Regions from separate parts of the Mus musculus genome. Here all the other regions are linked to region 1. Evidence: chromatin loops called from intact Hi-C (ENCODE). Cell type or tissue: left cerebral cortex. All regions are shown on one strand. Links, peaks and the distances in the headings refer to the core of each region. The heading gives the core; the rest is flanking DNA.

Evidence for each region. Hi-C counts contacts between places; a loop is a spot of excess contacts. Peaks named below come from ENCODE experiments on the same cell type or tissue, not always from the same donor. Only the 100,000 strongest peaks of a DNase experiment are listed, where the experiment ranks them.
Region 2: a loop joins it to region 1, with 7 times the contacts of the local background. A loop is called at or near these places in 4 of 42 quality-filtered maps.
Region 3: it touches region 1 in a loop (4-fold over the local background); 5 of 42 quality-filtered maps call a loop at or near these places.
Region 4: it touches region 1 in a loop (8-fold over the local background); 8 of 42 quality-filtered maps call a loop at or near these places.

What each region holds. Positions count from the first base shown.
Region 1 is chrX:60,401,857-60,407,320 of GRCm38, reverse strand. Atp11c (ATPase, class VI, type 11C) reads left to right here and starts at 3,316. Exons shown (of 30, transcript NM_001037863.2): 1 at 3,316-3,516. The coding sequence starts at 3,490. In left cerebral cortex, for the core only: a CTCF peak has its summit at 2,365; DNase peaks (open chromatin) are centred at 2,904, 3,615, 4,053, 5,029 and 2 more places; H3K4me3 peaks cover 1,850 bases; H3K27ac peaks cover 881 bases.
Region 2 is chrX:59,563,724-59,569,187 of GRCm38, reverse strand. It overlaps a transcript of Fgf13 not described here. Among named protein-coding and RNA genes, the nearest start is that of Gm36631, 23 kb to the left of the region's middle. In left cerebral cortex, for the core only: CTCF peaks have their summits at 953, 2,125 (motif pointing left) and 2,999; DNase peaks (open chromatin) are centred at 1,998, 2,264, 2,843, 2,990 and 4 more places; H3K4me3 peaks cover 2,302 bases; H3K27ac peaks cover 1,076 bases.
Region 3 is chrX:59,191,465-59,196,928 of GRCm38, reverse strand. Gm36570 (a long non-coding RNA gene) reads right to left here. Exons shown (of 2, transcript XR_386938.3): 2 at 5,321-5,464. It also overlaps a transcript of Fgf13 not described here and the pseudogene Gm14890. Among named protein-coding and RNA genes, the nearest start is that of Gm36570, 15 kb to the right of the region's middle. In left cerebral cortex, for the core only: a CTCF peak has its summit at 2,579 (motif pointing left); a DNase peak (open chromatin) is centred at 2,595.
Region 4 is chrX:59,176,200-59,181,663 of GRCm38, reverse strand. Gm36570 (a long non-coding RNA gene) reads right to left here and starts at 2,372. Exons shown (of 2, transcript XR_386938.3): 1 at 1,815-2,372. It also overlaps a transcript of Fgf13 not described here. In left cerebral cortex, for the core only: CTCF peaks have their summits at 2,453 (motif pointing left) and 3,794; DNase peaks (open chromatin) are centred at 2,355, 3,835 and 4,175.

The DNA.
Region 1 (5,464 bases), core at 126-5,125:
TCTAATTTCAGGTTGAGCTTGAGGTATGGAAAAATTGCTTTTGCATAAATCTCATGTTTTCGTAAGCGCAGTTTGATTGGTTTGGAATTGCATTTTTATAGTGAAGCAAATTATTCAGGACTCAGGAGTATAAGGCGTTGTGTTGAAATAAATTAGAATAACAGAAAGACAGTGGAATTCTAATAACAAATGAAATGTGAGCAACAATTTTTACTACGTCCCGATGGATCTTAAAATCACTGCTTTTAAAATGTGGTAAAATTTAAAAAAGTTTTTTTGAATGTCCATTTTAAAAAGTTTATCTGAATAAATCTATAAGTATATTTTCTTCCATCTGCTTAACAAAACTAGATATGGAAAAATTATTTACTAGTTAAAAACTTCCATCCCAAACTGTCTGAAATAGTTTTCCACTACTTATTTTATCAAAAAGTTTACATATTGTTGATAAAGATTCTATATTCCTTCCTGGATTGCTATCAAACTTGGGGGTTACAATCTATGATTCAAGGCAGATCTGGCCATCCATCCTCAAGGAGTCAATCAAAAGAGCCAAGTCGAAAGTGTAAAACAGTGGTCACATTGATAAAGGGCAAAGAAACCGAGCGGCAGCTCCTCCCCTACCTCTCCCCAAAGGACATGCGCAGAAAAACAGTCTCGGCAAAGTGTGCTCCCACCTAACACTGACCCAGTGCCACCATTGTCTGGACTTTCGTCTCATATTGTAAGATGGTCTGAGAAATTGTTAGAAACGTGTCAAATCTCTTCTCCGGACAAGTTCCCCTCTCTGGCAGGAAGCTTTTCCTTCACTAAGTGTGGGATTCCCTTGTAAATTCCCATTCCATTGGGATCTATTGTTTCAACAATGTGATATATAGTCAGACTGAGAGATCTGAGTGTCTCTTCAGAATATCTTCATTTTTGCTGGGCACATTACTGAGTGGCAATAACTTCCTTCAGTTCCCCATTCCAGTATTAAGAATAGTGTTCCTCACATAAAAGTTATTCAACAAATAATTAATAAATGAAATTAAGATAGTTTCTGTGTTCAATAAAAGTCAGGAAAAAAACCAACTTTACTTAAAAGCAATTCCTTGGAGTAGAGAGCACAAGTTTAGATCTGTGTTGTACGATTAAGTGTCCTAATATCCAATTACTACAAATGTAGGATTTCTTACAAATCGTTAGGCACACCTAAGTGTAAGGCAACGGAGAGTCATAGTAGGGAAAGTAGAAATGCTGGACTTTCCCTCTAGGCAGTTAGGACCTTTCAGGAACTAATTTCAATCTCTTGCATTTGCACTTTATTGTGCTTGGGCTCCTCCTTGACCACAGAAACAAGGTCAAACTTCATAGCTTGTTTCTATGGCTGCTTAGGGGTTTAGCTTTCATTTGTAATGCCCCGCCCACATGTGTCCTGGTTCCTGCCTTGACAGAGTGGCTGTGTTCTTTTTCGTAGGTTGCCCTGTACTTTTCAACTGACCTCTCCTTCTCTACCCAGGACTTTGTTCCCTGGGCTCCTCCAAAGCCTTCCCACATTCCTAGGCCTGGGTTAATCTCCTGCAGCTCTGTTTATAGGTCTCGCCCAGTGAAAATTGCATGGTTTTCAGGAGTTTCCCCGGATCCTTTGTAAAGACATTATCCTCTCCCCTGTTTCCTTTGACATTAGAAATCATTACATTCAAATGTGTAGGTTTTATGTGTTTGTAGTTTGTAACTTCACTTCGGCCTACTAGGGAGGTCTTTTAACACATTGCTGTTTCCAGTTTCTAGGAAACAAACAAACACACAAATAAAAAAAAAACACCCAAGTAAATGCTGAAATCAAACTATCCTTCAAGGGGTAAAATGTGGTAGTGCCCTAGCCGCCTCACAATAAAAGCCCTTCAGGAGTTCACATTAGGTCGAGGGAATAGCTGAGCCCAACCTTTCCAGGTTGTTGAGAGAACTCGCCTCTCCGTAGAGAAGAGCTCCCTTTACCTACTTCTTCAACATGTTTATAGAAGAATTTGAAAGTTCTCAGCTCACAGCCTAGGGCCGGGTCTCAGAAGGTAGTGGAAAAAAAGGGTGGGAGCAGAGAGAACTGTCCAGGTTCAAGGGAATACTTGACCAAGCTTTCATTTTTAAGTTTTAAACTTTTGTAAATGCAAATGTTAAGTTAGCAAGTTGAGGGCGTGCAAGATTTCTTGTGGCGTAAATGTTGAGTTCTGGGAAAGTCTTTCAGCATTCGGGGCTTTATGTAATTTATCCTCATCACATTTCCCACAGCTAAGAATCTACCCAGTGTTTCTGATTTCTGCACGCAGCTGGTAGGGAGAACCTCGGGCAGCTTCCCTCTGCAACCCTGTGAACTGACTGGAGCCGTGCATATGGGGGAGCTCCCAGCCCACAATATCAGTCCAAGCGAACCCTTGGACTACAACTCCCAGGGTGCCCCAGGAGCGTGGAAAAGGGCGGGCGATCAAGGAGAGGGTGGCAGGGAAATCCCGCCCCGCTGCGCAGCACCAACGACACAAAGCCCGACTTTACAACCTCCTAGAGAAAGTGGAAGTAAGCGGGCTTAGGTGGGGTAGTCAGACGACAGGGAACGCAAAGCCCCAAAGCCCCAACCCCAACTGCGAGGTGAAGACGGCTTAGGTGGGACCCAAGAGGGACGCCTGGAGGGGGCGGCTTTTGTAACTACTCCAGCCGCCCGCGCCGCGCCCGCCCGCCCGCGCCAGGGTCCCCTTAGTCCCCGGCTCGTCCCGAGTCGTCCCTCAGAGAGCGGCCACTCCCGGGCAGGAAGCGGGCACGCCTGGAAGCCTCGAGGCGGGCCGCACCGAGGCTCTCCTCAGCCAGAAGTGCTGGGCGGGCGAAAGCGCGGGGCCGAGGAAGGACTGCGAGCGAAGCGGCGCCAACGGACGAGTTAGGGCCGGGGTGAGGGAGACCGTGGCTCCTCACAGACCCCTGGGAGTCCTGCCAGGCGAGGCGCGGGGACGCCCGAGACGGGCGACCGCTGAAGCGGGCGAGTGGGGACTCGGCCGGGGGCTTAGCGGCAGGACGAGCGTGAGGCGCGGGGTGCCGAGGCGGGCGCTGACGGGGAGCCAGGCTGAGCAGCGGCCGGTCCGCCATCCCTCCCCCGCGCGCCGGGCTCGCTGCGAGGCGGGCTGCGGCGGGAGCGCGGGGCGGTGCTGGGGCCAGATAAGGGGAGCGACGGGGCCGCCGCCCCCGAGGCGGGCGGGCCGGGGCTGGGGGCGGGTCGCGGGGAGGGCGGGGCGGGGCGGGGCGGCGAGCGCGCGGGCGGGCGGGCGGTTGGGCGGCCGGGGGCGGGGGCGCGCAGAGGCGAGGAGGGCAGGCGGCAGGAGGGCAGGCGGCAGCGGGCTGGCGACAGGGCAGGCGAGCTAGCTGTCCGCTTTGCGCCGCGGGCCCACGCCGCAGTGTGTTTTGTGGACGGCGCCTTCCCAGACAGCCCAGCGGAGCCCAGCCTGGCACCCCGCAGCCTCGGACGCGATGTTCCGCCGGACCCTCAACCGTTTGGTGAGTACACTGGCCGCGGCTCCACGCGTACCCCGGTGGCCCGCTCGCTGGCCCCCCGCCGCTCCTTCGCAGTCTCTGGGCGAGGGGACGAGCGGGACGCGCCAGCCCCCTCCCCCGCCTCTGCGTTTTAGCGGAAACCCGGCGCCCCGGGTGGCCTGGGTGGGGAGGCAGGTGGGGCTCTCGGGCGTCCCACCCCTGCCCCGGGACATTTCAGCTGAGGTTCCCCGAGGCTCTGAGGAACTCTGCCTCCAGCCTGGGGAATCGCCTCGGAGTGACAGACGCGCGGAACTCGGGGCGGGGGGCTCCCCGGGGCGGGGGGCTCAGTTTCCCAATTAGTGGAAGATGGCGTTGAATTATCGGGGAGGAAGCTTTCTTTTGTTTCCTCTGCCACGAGCACGTGGAGGTAAACCTAGACCTGTCACTGTGGCCCAAAAGAAGAGCTAGGGGGCTGAGAGAAGCGGAGGCTAAACCAGGGCTCAGCCTCGCCCGGGCCATGGCCGATGACCAGAGACTGGGCAAACTTTGAGGACTCAGCCTCCAAGCTCACCTTGAGGGTGACAGAAAGAGCGAGGGCTGTGGGCACGATGGGCTGGGGCCAGCAGCGACGGCGGGAGCCTGTTCCAGCTTTACAGACCCTGGGGCTCAAGCCTCGCAGAGCAGCACCCTCTGCTCCAGGCTTGGAATCCACCCGGCAGCTGAACTCCTCCGACCACCTTCTCCACGCCTCTAAAGCCCCCCAGAAAAGGGAATTGTATTTCTGTGGGGAGTGTGGCACGGGATTGGGAGGGAGCGATTTCTGGCTGCTATTGACTTTTTGGATTAACCTGTTTACTCAGAGGGTATGTTAAGAACTGAGTAAAGTAGAGCAGTTTACTTAAAGGATGTTTGTAGCAACTCCCCTAATTTCCAGAAGAGGTGTCAGGGAATAGGATTTTATTTCTGCCACGGATATTAAAGAAAGCCATCATCCTAAAATTTTTATTTTTTTCCCTGTAGTTAAGGGGGAGAATGCAGAATGCTTCCCCATTCCGTCTTAGGATAGACTTAAGGACTTGACAATTTGGTAACTTTGTGGAGTCATTTCTAATTAAATCATTGCTGACATATTTTTCATAGGTCAGAACAATTTGCTGTCATTTCCCACCCCCCATATCTGAAACTTTCACAAATGTCCCCTGCTTAATCACACTTAAGGCATCCCCTTTTAGGATATCAGTATACTAATACTTTTTAGGTTTTGCCAGATGTCTGTTTCACTCAGAAACATGCAAAGGGAGGTGGAGGTAATTATTACCTGTGGCACTGAGCAGGAAACGGTGTGTACATGCAGGATCTCAAGAGCCATGGGCAGTGGATTGTGTTGGATGCTTTGCTGAAGCAAGTGACTAACATTTGTTCTCACATTTCGCCTGAGACTGTAAAAGAGCATTGTACCTCCTAGTTCTGTTTCACATAGGCTCTCGTGATTTGGAAGTGTTGTTTTGGGGCGATAAAAAGGGAAAGGCGACACGAAAGCTAATTGTAGTGCTCAGCAAAAGGGTAGCCTTTCCACATGACACTCATATGTTAGACACTAGCTGCTCTCTGGGTCATATTAAATTCATAAAGTAAAGATGCTGACATCCCATTTTTGAAGACTTTGGACATTTGGAATTAAACAAACGGTGTTGACCCAAAAGCACTTCCCATTTGGTGTTCTTTTGCTAAGAGTGCTCTGCATTGTATCTGTAAAAAGTAAGCAGTGCTGGCCCACAAAGCTAGGGCATGCAGTAGAATTTGCAGTGGCTGTTGAGGTGCCAGCCTGCTGATACTCTGCATCTCTCCCAAGATTTCTGCAGAGACTCACTTTTGCTCATGCTAAAGGGAGCTTTGACCTCATTGTTTCAACTAAGATGTCCAGCTGTTCACATTTTACTGCACAACCCTGACTGTGATAAGTCCTAGGAAT
Region 2 (5,464 bases), core at 238-5,237, 840 kb after region 1:
GGAAGTGTGGTGGGATGAAGTGAATGGCTTTTCTGCTTGGGGCTCACTAGCACATCTCTATTGTTAGGATACAGTGTATTTTTTTTTTCCTTCGGTTTTTCGAGACAGGGTTTTTCTGTGTAGCCCTGGCTGTCCTGGAACGTATATTTTGGTGACTGGGTTGAGGGCTCTGTGAACTAAGCCATGCCCTCAGTCTCTTTACTCCTTAACAGCACCCATCGGTCCGCACTGACAGAAAGGACAGTGTGAGGGGAAAGGTTTGCAAACATCCAGGCACTGATTGCTGAGCTTCTCATCACTCCTTTTCTAGTCCTTGACTTCTTTGCCTTATATCCCGTACATAACTTCTGGTTTTGGAGCCGTTTTTTCTTTGAGTTCTAACTCTCAGGGATCTTTCATGGATTGTTACAAGTGTAGCCTGGGAGACAAGCCATCCTACTTATTCTTCTACTGCACTAGAGACTTGCCCCCCCCCCCTCACTTTACAGAAGGTTGGCTAACCTGAGCAGTGGGGGACTACAGCCCAGGGAGAAGGGGCCGGTGTATGATGCGATGCGGGTGGGAAGCAGCAAGCACTAGGTCAGTTTCACTCTCTGCCCCATTGGCAAGCCAGATCCCTTTCTCCCTTCTTGGAGAACCAATCTGTCTCAACTTGGACGGGTGGCCAGAGGTGAAGAGGCACAGACTCCAGGACAGATCTCACTGCAGTTGCCAACAGCGGAGTCCCCAAAGTGTAGGTGGCAACCAGTGGAGCCAGAAAGGCAAGCACTGGAAGTCTAGGGAGTAAGGAGGGTGGAGATTAGGGACTCCTGGCTTCGTTGTTCACAGCGGATCAAGAGACCTGCTGTGGCAGCACTGGAGGACCTTGCCTGTCCGGGGAAATAGGGAACACCCCGCTGACAAGATCGCCCGCACTTCGCTAGGCTGCCAGGCTTTTGCAAGGCGGCAGCTGACGTCTGCGCGCCCCTGCCGAGCTCTGTTTTTACTACAGCCGGCAGGCGGCTTTGTGGGGCCCCGCCCTCGCCGGCTGCCCCCCCCCGCCCCCCGCCCCCCGCCCCCCGCGTGCCCACACCTTGTCGTTTATATAGAACGCACCCCAGTGCCGATTCCTGCCTCTCTGGGATCAGAGAGTTCTTTGCCCGGAGAGTGGCAGCGAGGGAGCAGGCGAGCTCCGAGGGGGTGTGGGTGTAGGGAGAGAAAACAGGTAAGGGTTTTCGCTTCCCGCTTCTCTGCGGGCCAGCAACTCCGGGCCCCTCTTTTGGCCAAAAGACAGGAATCTGAAAACGGACTAAATAGAAAGGAGCGAACCTCCCTTTCCGAATCCCCGCGGGCGAGAAGCTGCGCGGCTCTGCGGTGTAACAGGCTCACACGTTGCTCATCACATGTTCAAACATTTCCCTTTCGGGGAGGCTCGTTATTTTTAAGTGAATATTTTCGTCTTTGTTTTGATTTTTTTAAAAACCTTCCTCGGTGTTTTATTTTGATTGAGTTGGCGGCTCAGCAGATTGGGAGAGGCGGGGAAAAGCTACCCAGTAGAGCTTGGGCAGAACACCCAGGCAACTCCCGGCGTGGTCGGCGCCCGTGGAGCGAGCGACCCGCACAGAGCCCCGGCAGGCCGGCGGCGAAGCCGGGAAGTCCCGGCTGCGCCTCCCGGGTGCCCCGAGATTCCTGAGCGCGGCTCTCCGAGGGCGGGTAGGAGCGGCGGGGCGCTGGAGCGGCCGCCCCGCTTTGTCTCTGCACTTCTGGAGCGCGGCGAGCGGCTCCTCCCGCGGCCGGCCGCTCAGGCTCGGGCGGCGGCTCCTCCTTCACCCCTCTCTTTTCCTCCCCACTCTTTCGCAGGCGGCGACAGCAGCGGCAGCGGGGGAAAAAGCGGATTCCGCCCGGAGCCACACTGAGAGCTCGCGGTCGCGACTTGCCGCCCTAAGCGCTCTCGCAAGTCCAGCCAGCTCGGCGAGGACTTCCTTCTCCTGGACGAATCTTGTCAAGCAAGCTGGGATCTATGAGTGGAAAGGTGACCAAGCCCAAAGAGGAGAAAGATGCTTCTAAGGGTAAGCCCACCGAGAAGTCCGCCTCCTTCCCTTCGCTAGGTTGCCCTCGCCCCCTTGTGTGCGCGCCGCCCAGTGGCTCCTAGTCTCTGTGCTAGACCCTAAGGTGCCCATGACCTCTGCGACCCCGGGCAAACCCCGGAGGTCTAGGCTTCTGGGGGAGTGTGGGTTTGCACCACTTTCCCTCCATCCTGGCGGAACTGTAGCTCCTCCAGAGCCTCCAGTCTCTTCCACTGCCCCTCTGAACGCATGGTGGACGCGCTGCGGGCAGACGAAGCTGCAGCAGCCTGGAGCGCAGGGAACAGAGCTGCCTGCTATTGACTGGACATATCTCTCTCTCTCTCTCTCTCTCTCTCTCTCTCTCTCTCTCTCTCTCTCTCTCTCTCTCTCTCTCTCTCTCTCTCCCTCTCCCTATCTTTCTCTCACGCTGTGTGTGTGTCTCTCTGTGTGTGTGTCTCTGTGTGTGTGTGTGATAATGTGTGTTTGTGTACGCTCCAGAGAGTGTGCATATGTGTGCTGCGCGGTGCAACATGGTGACATACTCAGGAATTTGTCCCACTCTCAGGACCCAGGCACAGACCCACGTTCAACCCACCTCGCCGTGCCCTCAAATGCAAACAAAGAGCCTGGCCCATATGCAGAACCCTTCCCCCATACTTCTCACCTCACGCCCCTTACCCCCCAACTTCCTACCCACTGCACTTAAAGCAGAAGACAGGAACGTGCACCTTTTGACATGCCGCGTGCAAAAGTGAGCAATCTGGATACCCTGGCGCCGCCCGTGTTGCGCCTCAGTAGCGCAGCCTTGCCAAGCCCCGGGAGAACAAAGGCTGTTGTCCCCTTGCCACTGGTGCCTAGTGGGAGTGGGCCTCTGCAGGAGGGCATAATTCATTTCCTCAGCTCCCTGGGATATAGCCACCTGGCCCAAGGCTCCTGGTCCCAGGTCCCCTAGAGTGTACTTCTCGGCCTGGGGCCTCCCGCAGGCAGGATGGGGACATGCAGCAGAGCAGGTCTCAGGCTGGGAAGAACTCAAGAAAAGGAAGGGGTGTTCTCTGCCACCACCAGCTTGTACTAGTGCTTGCCTTGCTCAGGACACAGCTTAGAAGGGATGTGTAAACTGGAGACTGCAGTCATGAGGATTAGGACACAGAGACAGGCACAGGGGAGAGATCTGGAAGAGTGGTGAGCAAAGGCTCAGGTGCATGAGTGTCTGAAATAGCCACAGTAGACTCTGGTTTGGGCTAGGTCCTAAGGACCACAGGTATCTTGACATGCAGAAATTCACTCCAGGTAACGTGGGTTTGCAACAGTGGGGAGTTGGAGGAAATCCAGCCCTTTTTGATTGTGCGCTGGGGTGGGGAGAATTAACCCTTCCATGCACCCAAGGGCTCCTTTCTCTCCAACTCTTTCCCCTAGTCCCCTTTCTTCTCTCCTCGCTTCTTTCAGAGCTTGCTTTCTTAGGGGATTGTAGGGCAGAGCCAGCTCCGCCCAACCTCCCCCGCCCCAGCCACCTGCCACAGAAAGTTGTCAAAGTCTTCAGAGCAGGGTCTTTATCCTGTTTTCTAAGTGGAAGTGTTTCTTTTCCCACTAAGCAATGTGGTTGACTAAAGGCTCTGGGAATTTGTGGATGGTTAGGTCTACTGTCCTAAGAGCCAGAGGTGTTAACTGAAGATTTGGGGACCCACTTAGACAAGGTGGCCATTTGGGAAGCACACATTAGCTGTTCCAATAAACTGTGAAGGTAGAACTGCCCTTACATGTTTCCACGGCTTCCTTAACTATGGCAGGTCTCAAAGATACCCTCATACGATAAGAAAAATTGGCTTAAGACGCCTTGTTTTGTTTTGTTTTGTTTTGTTTTTTGACACGGTGAAGATCATAGGTGAGGAGTTTACATGTGAGACTAGCACCTTATCACTGAGCTACACCCCAATACCTGCCCCTGTGTGTCATTTTCTACCTAGAGCTCAGAGAAGTAAGGCAACTAAAGGTTTTAGCATCTGATTGATCAAGATAACTCCTTCCCACTTGAACCTCCAATAGTGTCAACTTTTTGGCCAGAACTTTGGTTTCTGATTTCCATCAGGAGGTAATCAGGGTTCATTTCAGTCTTCCTTGGAGGGACCCTGAGCCAAATGAATTCACAGAAAATGACTTGCTGTTTTAGGTCTCTAACTTGCAATTGTTCAGAATAGATTAACAAGTCTGGACACAGGAGCACAGGTCTCTGTAACTCAATAATGATTTTTTTTTTTTTTACTAGCATAAGTCATGACATTTTCTTATGTTGACTCTTCACATTTGAAACCACATGCATCTGTTAGAGAGTTGTAGAGTTAGCCTTAGAATTATGGCTGGAATTAGAATAAGTTAATTTAATAGGGCAACTTTTAAGAAGGGAGTTTACTTACATGAGGAAATGGGGATTTTCTCCTAGTTAAAAGCAAGATTGCCCTTTCAGCTGTGCTGTTGGCCTTAGACTTTAGAGCTTGCTCAAAGTAGTGACTGTCAAGTATGCAGTAGCTTTTTTTCTCCTTTCAAGTATCATATATGACTAAGATAATGTTGGAAACAAATAATACCTGACCTATTCAATATTTTAACCAATAAAAATATTTACATTCTTAGGAGGTTTGGTTATTTGTAATGTCCTATATATAGGTCACATTTGCTGTTTTCAAAGCTCAGGTGTTCATTAGCATAGTGTTTGTAACATAGCAAACTATGGGATCAAATATTTAATAGACATTTCAAAATACATTTAGTTTTGAATGATGCTGTGACAAATGATTGAATCAAGTCAAATAATTTAGTAACAGCTTGAATGAACTTCATAATCTGTTTTGCAGCCTACTGCTCATTTAAATTCATCCTCCCACCCTATCATTTGGGGCGCATGCCCACAGCCTATCATCACTACATTGAAGATTATTATAGAGTACCACATTTCTACACTTTCTAAAACACACATAGTAAGTAATCAGTAACTTATTTTGTACTACCGAATAAAACGTGGTTTGGGCTGGGTGTAGTGATATTGTAATCTCAGTACTCCAGAAACTGAGTCAGGTTTAAGGCTAGTCTGTCTCACAAGCTGAAAGTTTGTCTTAAAAACAAACAACTCTCTTTAAAATTAAAAACAAAACTCAACCACCACAAGCAAATCCCTAACTCCAGGGCTGAAAAACTTTGATAATTCTTTCAAAACTGTAACCAAGTAGGCTAGACTTTTCTCTTTGGGAGAATGCAGGGTAGCATACTTGATTCTGTTTGAAAATTAATTACAAGGGTCTCTTGTATAGCTATTCACCTTTTTGTACTGATTTATGCTTTGCACACAATTTAAAATGGTTATATATATGCATTGTTTAGGTCATATAGTTCTTGAACAAGAGGATACATTTATTTCCATCTCAGGG
Region 3 (5,464 bases), core at 215-5,214, 1.2 Mb after region 1:
GCTCTAGGCCTTTCTTTGCCACCATCTCATGCCTCATGTCTTCCCAAGACATCTTGTCTAGTTTGTCCATTGAGGAGCAAATGGGACAGAGCTTGCTTTCAGAAACACCACAGCAAACATCCTGTCTACAACCCAACAATCATTTACCTTGATGAGAAAGTCCCCCAGTTTCAGTCCACTTAGGACTTCACACATGATCTTCAGACACTGAATCAGGGATCATTGAGTCAAACTCACCAGCAATGTCAAAATCACAGTGACAGAACTCCCTGTAGCCCTGGACTATGGCTGAGCTCTCTCGCCTCCACACCTTTCCAACTTGATATTGTTTCATCTTCTTCAATTTTTTCATGGCCAGATAGTAAACAAAAGGGGCAGTAACTCTCCACATTGATCCTTTAAATCATACATGAGACCAAAGTTATCTTCATACCTCTCAGTGAGCATTTCTTTTAGCTCAAATGCGGGCGTATCCAACCCCTTTGTCCCAAGACATTTAAAATATCTTATCAAGAATTTTCTCTCTCACAACCATCTGTTGAGGACTTAAATCCCTGGTACCCTTTGGGACCGTGATGATAAAATTTAGTTTTTCTTGATGTGGTTTCAGTTGTTCAGATGTTAACACTGCCTTTGCAACCTTTAATCCCAACAGTTGGAAGCAGAGGCAGGCAGATCACTATGAGTTTAAGGCCAGCTGGTCTACATAGTGAGCTCTGCGCAGCCAGGTCTACACACTGAGACCACATGAAAAAAATAAAAAGGGAAGAAAGGAAGAAAGAAAGGGAGGGAGGGAGAGAGGGAGGAAGGGAGGGAGGGAGGGAGAGAGGGAGGGAGGGAGGAAGGAAGGAAGGAAGGAAGGAAGGAAGGAAGGAAGGAAGGAAGGAAGGAAGGAAGGAAGGAAGGAAGGAAGGAAAAAGAGGGAGGAGGAAATGAGGAAGGGAAAGAGGGAGAAAAAGCCTTTCTCCCCTTTTTAATCTTGTAACTTCCCTAGTTTACTCAGTCGGACATGCTTGATTAATTCCAAGCTTTCATATGTGAATTTCTTTATTTCATTTATACTTTCTTGACCATTCCTGTTTGCTGTTCTCTTTCTTATCTGTATGTAAGATTTCTTCAGTTGTCTTTTATACTACTGGGTTAGTGGTGATAAATTGATGAAGTTACTGGTCATCTAAGAAGGTCTTTTTTTTTTTTCTAACCACTCATCCCTTTCTCGAGCCACATCACTGATGTTTTATTTCAAATTAGTAGTGCACAGTTCATGAACCTGCTGAGTGTCTTCAAACTGAAAATTTGCCATATCCATCCAGATTTTGTTTTAAATATGAAGGAAGAAGCTACAAACGAGAAGACAGATGAGTGAGGTCTTAAGTAGAGCTAAGAGCAAATAACTCAGGGCAGAGAAGAGCAAAGGGAAGGAAGGAGAAAAGACACCAACTCAGAAAGCGATCTAGATTTAGTAACAGAAACTTAAAGAACTTTCTTGTTTCATGTTCCTAATTTATTTTGCATTCATGAAATAGAGTTGTAGTATTGGATTTTAGATCTAGAATTTTATGTCCATAGTATGCATCTCAATTATGTTATTTACTAGAGGAGAGAACTCTGAAATTCCTTTTTTTCATTGTATATATATAACGTAAAAATATTGCCATGGTGATTAATTGAAATTATTTAATATTTGAGAACTGCCTAGACTAGACTATAAATAGGTATATCTGTTATGACATAAAACATCTCATATGAGTCTTTCTGTTTGTAAATTATGTTGTGTTTAGAAATGTTTTCATATAATATAATTTGATCTTATTCTTTTCCATCTCTCATTTCTTCCCAAATGTCTTATTCTCTCAAACAAAAGCAAAACATAAAATCAAAACACACAAACAAAAAGACATAGTATATCAAAACGAAACAGAAAACATACAGATGAAAATGGAATCCATTTGTGTTGGCTATCTACATTCTTAATAATGTTAGATGAAAATATACTTTTCAAACTGCCTAGCAAACTTTATGGTATATAGCATTCAATCAATGTTTCTCTAAATTTAATTCCTTTTATCCTCGGGATATTTGATAAATTCAGCTTAATCTCTTAATTTTGATATACATGGCTTAAGGTGAAGGCACACGTGGCCAGTGTTGGTATGGGCTAATTGGGTATGGAGATGTCAAAACTGCAATGAAACAGCCCTGGCAGGCATAAGGTGATGTGTCCAAGATCTCCTAACCTGCACACGCCTATTATACATCATACTGGAGCTCTACTTGCTTGCAGTGTTATGGACAAGTTTCTGCTTTATTTTTTAAAGTAAAGGTTGAGTATCTTTCTAGTATAGGCACCCATAACTCATAGACAGCATAGCATACACCCATGCTCTAACGTATACCCGTACCCTGGGAGAGAATAAAATATTTTCAGGTGTCTAATATATGTTGATATGATCACTCAGAAAAAAGTGAAATCTGAAATAGAAATCATGGTTCTAGTTTTTCAGTAGCTGTTAGAAAGAATAGATGCTTTTATCATGATGGAAAACAAATACAAAGAATTAGGAGTGCCATCTTGTGGAATGATCTGTTATTGCCATTTAGGAGCCAAAACCAAAATAAAACACTAGTAGCAGCTAAATGTTTTCTGTGCATCATCAAGACTCAATCCGGAAGGAATTCTTGATAGCCACCTGTGGACTTAATGAATTAGAAGTAGGGTATTATTCAGGTGAAAATTTAGTTAAGGTAAATGTCATCTTAGTAATACATCTGAGTCATCGCTCATTGATGATTTGGAAAATGAAGAATAAAATATTTAAGATGTCAAAGACAGACTAGCTCCTTCTTATTTGGAACTTATCATCTTTTCTTAGTATGCCAGCTTGGTATTTTTAGTTCTTATAACGATTAATTTACTAAAAAGTAATAAATCATTTAAAGGTCATAAAGAATATAGGTAGTTCTAGAGCTCGTGAGAGTTGTTTATTTTCTATTAAATTGAGTAAATAAAATTTCTGATAATTTTAACTTAAAACAATATAAGATAATATAAAGCACTACACACACATATCATATATAGTTCATATCACTTAAGTTAAAAATATAACCCAGGAGCCAGACATGATCTCTACCTTTAACCCTACTATTTAGGTGATAGAAGCAGAGAACCATGAGTTCAAATGAATCTGGGCTCCATGGCAACCTCAAGGCACACTGGAGCTAATTAGTCAGGCTTTATATCTAAAAGTAAAGGGAGAATGTGTGGCTCAGTCATAGAGTGTTTGGCTAGCAAGTCCAAAGCCCCAAGTTCGATCCCCAGCACCACAAGAACGACTCTGCTAATTTATGTAGCTGATGAGACAAATAAGAAAGGGTTCTCAAATTCAAGAATTTCAGTATTTATTTTCTTGCCTGTCAATTTAAATATGGAAACTCAACATGCATTCTGTTCCACTCTCTGCTGCTGTATTCTTGGAGAATGTCTCATGCAGTGGCATGAAGAGTTTGGTTTGGTGGCTAAGAACAAGTAGTCTGGTGCCAGCGCCTGTTTTGTTTGTTTGAGTGTGAATTTATTGCCAGCTGCAAGAGACAGAGAGCTCTAACTTCCTATGCCTCACTTGCCTCCTCTGTAAACTGGATTCATATTCCACTGATGTCATCTGAAGTGATATGTACAGACAGCTTAGAGTAGCAGCTCCTCAAACATAGTGGACACCTTGTAAGCTTTGCACCTTCATTACCATTGTCATCACTACCAGCCATCATGGTTTCTGTCACTACAAAGGCAGGATTTGAGTGGGCCTTTGTAGTGCAAATTAAATCACAAGGTTTATTCTGCCTTTTCAACATTTTGACCAATTAAGTTTCTGCTCTTCTCAGTTACTGTGTAGAATATGTAAGAACACCCTTACCTATTTCTTTCCACTAGATTATCTCATCTTGAAATTCAGGACCAGAGGCAGGAATTTCAGGAAAGGCATGGGAAACTGAAAGGAGAGAACATAGAAGTGAGACTCATGTCTCTAGAATCTATGGGACTTGCATGTCAGCGGTGCGTAAGAGTAAGGCAAGATCTGGATCATCCCAATTTGCTACTGTGCATGCTTGTGAAGGTAAAGCTGAAGGAACATGGAACAAGCTATAGAAAGTCACCAAAATGTACTTGTTTGCATGGAGAATCATCTGGCGATGTGGGTATTTGGACATTGCAACGTGTTATGAGTCCTCAAACTGTGATATCACCCCTCTGTGACATCTATTTTCCAATGAATTAGTCAGAATTTAATTATTGTGATATTCCCAAAGCCTCAGAGCAAAGAACTGAGACTATAAAAGTAACCTACTATCAAATAAATGCAGTTAAAATTCACTTTGGCTGTAATGCCCAAGTTTCCTAACACTCTGTTCTCTGCTTTGTGAACTGGTCGTCAGATGAGTCTCAAGATCCAACTTCAGTGTTTCAAAGATCCTGGGCTATGGGGCTCTTATGACTAGTGTTTAATGTTTTAAAATATACCCTTGACTGAACTGTTGGAAATGTACCAATTTCATCCATAGTGAAGTCTGCATTTGCTTTTCTGGTTTTTAGGAGCCAAGTGAGCGCAAGGTTTCTCTACAAGGACTGCATGTGGTTGAGTGGGAAGAGCAGTCCTGTACACTGGGACAGATTTCAGCCACACTACAGTGTGCAGCACAGACTATATGGAGGGACTTAGAGAGTTCATGGCTCTTTGAGAAATGACTTGCATCCTATTGTGTGGGTCTTTCTTTTAATTTCCTGTGACAACTATGATTTACCTGTTTTATGTCTCAACGCATCTGTATTTTTTCTTTTAGAAATGTCCTTTTTTTCCCCCAAAATACAGACAAAGCATTCACTTGAAATTAAAACAACAAAGCAGTTATTTCAGGTAGTGATGCAGAAATAATATTCTCTGCTACTGTTATTGGAGCCCCCTATAGATACTTTTATATTTAGTTCTGTCAGAAAGCCTCAAAGAATAATGTGTTTGTAGATTCAGTTGAGATCTAATAATTGGAGTGGTCACACAAACTTAACCTAAGGTCTATGTGGAGCTGGAGTAGTTTATGAATTTTAACGTGTTTCAAAGTAATGATCCATTAAATAGGTCAGAGACTACATATAGCTTGGTTAAAATCATAGTTAATCAATATGTCTGAGGCATCAAGTTTCTGACTCAAAATGTAGTGATTGGAATCCGCTTTTGAATAGCAAACAAAACAAACAAACAAACAAACAAAAAACCTCTGCATTTCCACCTCAGCTTATTTATAATTGAACTTAGTAAAACCTTCCTGATGTCATTTTGAAGAATTATTTTATTTTATTTTATTATTGCATGTGTACATGTGCATAGCACATAGGTGTGAGTAGTTAGTCACATGTGAGGGCATAGGCGTGCAAATGAAAGGATAACTAGAGCCTTTTCTTATTCTGAATTAC
Region 4 (5,464 bases), core at 294-5,293, 1.2 Mb after region 1:
AGAAGAGAAAAGCAGGCTATGGGGCCAGATGTTTCAGAGGAGTCACAGGAACAGAATATCAAGAAGAGAGAACCAACAAACTGCCTGGGATTACCTGAATGGGAAGAGAAACATGAGGTACCTTTGTCACTTCTTGTTCTCATGGACTAGAAATACTGAGGGAGAGCAGGCAAGAGAAAAGATAATAGAGGGGAGGAGGGGAAGGGAGGGGAGAAAGGGAAGGGAGAAGGGGAGGGGAAGGGAATCTAGGAGAGGGGTGGGGAGGAGAAGAAAGAAGAGGGTAGAAGGGGTGATAGGAGAGGGAAGGAAAGGAGAGGAGGAGATGGGAGGAAAGGATGTGAGTGAGTGGATCCTGGGGACCAAGTTTATGTATCATTGGTCAAGTCAGGCCAAAGTGGTAAGATTATTTCCATCCTCCCCTGTTTAGGCTGTGCCTGGAATAGACTGTGTACAGAAAAGTTAGTGTTCACTAGGAGAGAATATAACATCCCCAGAGCTGGACTAGAGCTATGTGTCTTGAGCCAGGAGCCATGATATGTGATATGGCAAAGCAAGCCAGGCATCTTTCTCTCCTGTGGGGCATGTTCCTCCTTGTACATGCAGCAAGGGATACTAAGCCCTGGAACTGTGCTGGAAGGAAATTCGGTGATATTTGTGGTGTTTATGGATTGTTCTTGCTTATGCTTGTTCCTTCACTTCCGAAAGGACTTGGAATAACTCTTCGTTCGTACTGAGAACGAATGTGAGCACACAATGCAGGCATATACAGAATGTGAGACCTGCCAGTTCAACACAGTTGCTAATAATCTCTGGAGTACAACTGACCTGAGCTCTTGACTCTCATTTTCTTTGTTTCTTTGTCCAGTTTTGGACAAGTCAATTAACTTTGCTTCAATCATTTCAGAGAGGAGTGTGATAAGAAACCTTGTGTCATAGGGATGCTAAAAGAACTGAATTAGACAACCATGATATATGGCTGGTATATGGTAGCCACTCAGTAAATGGTCCTTGCTCCTTACTCCCTTTTGGTTCTCAGTCTACCCCGCCCCCATTTCCTTGCTCATTTCTCACTGTAGTCCTCAGTACACTGTGTCCTCATTAGTCTAAATGCTTTCATGTCTGCAGTCCTATGTTAGACCATTTTTTCCTGTGCTCTTTTTTGTCATGGCTAGTAGAGTCATTGCCAAGTCTCTTACCTCAGACACATTTCTAGGCACAGTAGGTCCAATTTACAGAAAATAAGTCTCCAAATGACATGGTGTTAATAGTAGAAAAAGAGAAAATACTGATTTGTAGGTTTTCTCAGAAGTGTATTGAGGTAAGCCAGGTATTGTAGTTCATACCATACTGCCAGCACTCAGTAGGCAGTAGGACTGTTGTGAGTTTGAAGCCAGCCTAGACTATACAGTGAGTTCTAGATCAGATTTGACTGTGGAGTAAGAATTTGTCTTTTTAAAAAAATTGGAGAAGGGAAGAGAGCAAAAACAAGAAAGTGAGAGAGAGCAAGAGAGAATAAATTTGCTGAGGTGTTATACTGTATATAAATTCACCCACCATGAATGTATGCTCAATGTCTATGAAATTCGGAGCATCACAAGCATCTTGCAAAAATACTTAGAGGCCAACACTGTACATAAAGTTCAAGTGATGAGGGAGGGCAGTGAACGGGATAAAGTGGGCAGAGTTAGAAAAGCAGTAACTATCATGCAGTATGGCCCAAGAGTCAGTGGTTCCATACATGTTCCTCCAACAGCATGTGATTAGATGCCATGCAGTCAGTGTCACAACAGGCATGCAGATTGCACTGAACTCACTTCTTTCTGCCCCTTCTCTTCTGTGCTTCTGTAGCAGCAATTTGCGTAGAGCTCTGCTGTGTCTCTAGGGTATACTGCATCACGCAGGGAACAAACTTACTGCATTTTAGAGTCCATGAAAAAAAGCCTTCAGGGGACAAAATTCATCCTGGAAGAAGGTAAAAGACATGGATGAGACAAAGAGCAGGAGGCCGTTCCAAATGGACTGTGGAGTAGACAAAGGGAGCACTAACCCAGAGCTAGAAATAGTCATGCTTGGTCATTTGAGGTGGAGTCACAGAGGGAAGAAGACGAATGGGGGTGGGGCAAGACTGACTTCAACAGTGCAGCAAGAAGGAGGAATTTGCAAGCCAGACTGAGCAATGCAATGATGTAACTACCCCAGGCAGCCTGGCTTGCAGGAAGGCTTCTCTTGCCAAAAGGTTGAAACAAGGGGATTGCAATTAACTAAGAGAAAGTGGTTCTCTTTTAAAGCTTTCCCCATTCTAGCTAGAAGCATATGGCCCTGGCAAGAGTCCCTGCTTTTTTTTTTTTCTTCTTTCCTGGAGCATCCTGTGTCCCTTCTTTGCTGCAAATTGTTCAGGAAGAAACAAAAAACGGCAGTCAGGCTGCCTGAAAGAATAATCATTAGCCGATGCTGCCATCTCCAGGAACCTGCCTGCTAATAACCAGCATACTATAGCAGGCCAGCTTCAAACAGTAATGCTCTCCCTGCCCCCTACACAGCTGCTGCACTGGCTGAATTGGCTTATCCAGCTTGAAATTTGACTGCACAGCTGGAGGAAAGGAGAAGCTGCCCAGGGCTTCAAGAATCTGTGACTTTCAGCTGCCTTCTCTTTTCTCTGGTCTGCCAGGAATGTGTAGCACAAGTTCTATAAAGGAGGAGAAGTGTTTGTTTGCTGGTGCAACCATAATGTCTTTAACAGTTCTAGAGGCTAAAAGTAGAAGATCAGAGTGCCAATAGGCGTGGATGCCTCTGAGATTTCCAGGGTGGACAGAGGCCGGTTCATTGTATGGCTTTGACACATTCCCAATCTTTGCACATGCTGATCTCTTCTTAGAACTCCAATCAAATTGGCTTAAGGCCCAACCTAATAACCCCATTTTAACCCAGTCATCTGAAAAAGGCCTATCTTCAAACACAATGGCATTCTAAGATATTGGAACTTAGGATGTCAAAGTATGAATAGGCACAGGGCAATTAAATACAAAGTACCATAGTGTTAACTGAATGCTTCTTCTTTTTTTTTTTTTTTTTTTTAGTTTTCATCTTTTTTTTTTATTACGTATTTTCCTCAATTACATTTCCATTTGTTTCCACATTAGTACCATATGTAGGTAGATATGCTGTGCCTGGTATGTACCCAAACTTGTAACTGCCAAGAAAAAAAAATAGGTATTTAGCATAAAGAAATTGTACAAAAGTTAAAATAAGGTGAGCATGCACTAGCATGTAGCTAGTGCATTTATTCTTTTAATTTTATAAAACTTATTATTTTTAAAAACTTCCAAATAAATAAAAACATCACAAACCAAAGTAAACCAGACCCAAAGGCTATAGAACTCAGTGAACTTCTCTACAGTTGGAACAGGCATTAGGAACAAGGCTGTGTAGCTTCATGTGGAATTTTACACATTTTTTATATTGAGTTAATTTTATGCACTTATTAACCACCCAAAAAATCCATGACAGATTAAACCTAGAAAGAAAAGGAGCTTTATATCCTCTTTCATAACTCCTGCCATTACCTGCATTTTGTCCTTCCTCATCCCCATATATATAGTATTTTTCTCCTTTCCTTATACCTTACAGTATGACACAAGTGTACGATTTGAAGGCTAGGAGGATCTGATAGTCTTAGTCTGTAAGACTGCTACTATAATTTTGGGTGTATTTTATGTTTTTTAATTATGTGTTTGTGCATATGTACCTATGGAGGCCAGAGTTGCCAAATGCTCCTAGAGCTGTATTCCTGGTAGTTGTGAGCCACCTGGTGTGGGAACTAGGAACTAAACTCTTCTACAAAGAGCACTGAATGCTCTTATCCACGGAGTCACCGCTGCAGCCCTGCTTGCTGTTATTTAATGGACTAAACTATTCTTGTTAACTGGATAGTGCTGTCAGCCAGGTTATACCCAAACCTGTTTCCATATACATCACTGACATTGGCTCTCACCTTAACCTGAGCATTTCATGAAAGAAAAATTTATATTCACAGACGTTAGTCTTGAATTCCAACGGTGCCCATATTTGGCTACAGAAATAGAAAGCTTGGTAGGATTATAGAATTCGTATATGCAACTCAAACGTTCCAGGAGCTTTAGTTTGGCATTGTCTATTTTTGACTGAAGTCAGCTCTTGAAACTCATGCATACAAATAGGCACTGGCGTGATAAGCAGATATGCCCTGATGGCTGCACTCTACAAATCCTAAGTATCAAAATAGAAAAGCACTTCCAGAACTGTGCCACCATTTCCACAACATAAGAAATCCTCACACATTCGCTATAGCTATATTCTTATCTGATAATTGAAACTAAGTCACTGACGGTGCCTCCCTTCTCCAATAAGCAGCTGGCTGCTCCAGCTCTCACTGTTGTTACAAATACAGGAAAGAAATAACTTAAAGGAGGTAGAATATGGACTCCTGAGTTCAGTCCATGGCTGACTGGTTTCAACACTCTCAGCCAGAAGTGAGGCAGAAGAACCTCAAGGCAGAGGGGACATGGTGGAACAGCTCTGTTTATCACATGCTAATCAGTAGGCAGAAGGAGAGAAGCAGGGAGGGGACAAAAAACAAATTTCCCCAGGGTATCTCTCCTGTTACCTACTTCCTCTAAGTAGCCCTCAGCTGTTACCTTTCATTTCCCAATAGCGTCATCATATTATTGATTCATTAGTAGACTAAGTCAAGCATCAGTTCAGAGGCCCCTTTATATCCAGTCACATCTAGAAGTGCCCTCAGGTATCCATGCACACGTTTGCTTTTCCTCATCTCCTGGGCATCAATCAGATCAAGTTACCAATTGAGATAAGCTATCATAGGGGCTATGTCACAGTAAGGGGAAAAAGAAAAGATATCCGTCCGTCCAGCATTTAGCTTTTGAAAATGACAAAAATTCAAGACATGCTGACACAAAAATTGAATACCTGTTTTAATGTTCTTAGTGCCTAGAACTCGACTTGAGATCCAATATCCTCTCGGTAAATAGACAATATATGAATAGCAGGATTACTACGTAAACACAAAAGTGCATAGGGAATATGGGAAAACTGAAGAAACCTGTAATATGGTCAGTTACCTAAGTACATATTTCACATTTTAAGATTCTTTTCATGTTTTAGCTATAAAACAATCATCAATAAAAATGAGTTATGGAAGGTGCTGATTCAAACATAGATACCTTTGACTTTTCTTGAAAGTGAGAAATGGCTTCAGAGGATAAATGTCTAGAAAATAAATTGTTCACAAAAATATACTTCAGATTAAATCCTTGGTCTATTCTTTGGTCAAAACAATGCAAAGTATTTGTGTAGTTCAAGGAAGCGAGAGGTGGAAAGGCTCAGGGACATAGACAGCCCTTGTGCGGTTGCTGTGAGGTTACTGGTACTGAGGTCTTGTTCAGTTTGTCTTGAGAAGTGCCATTTG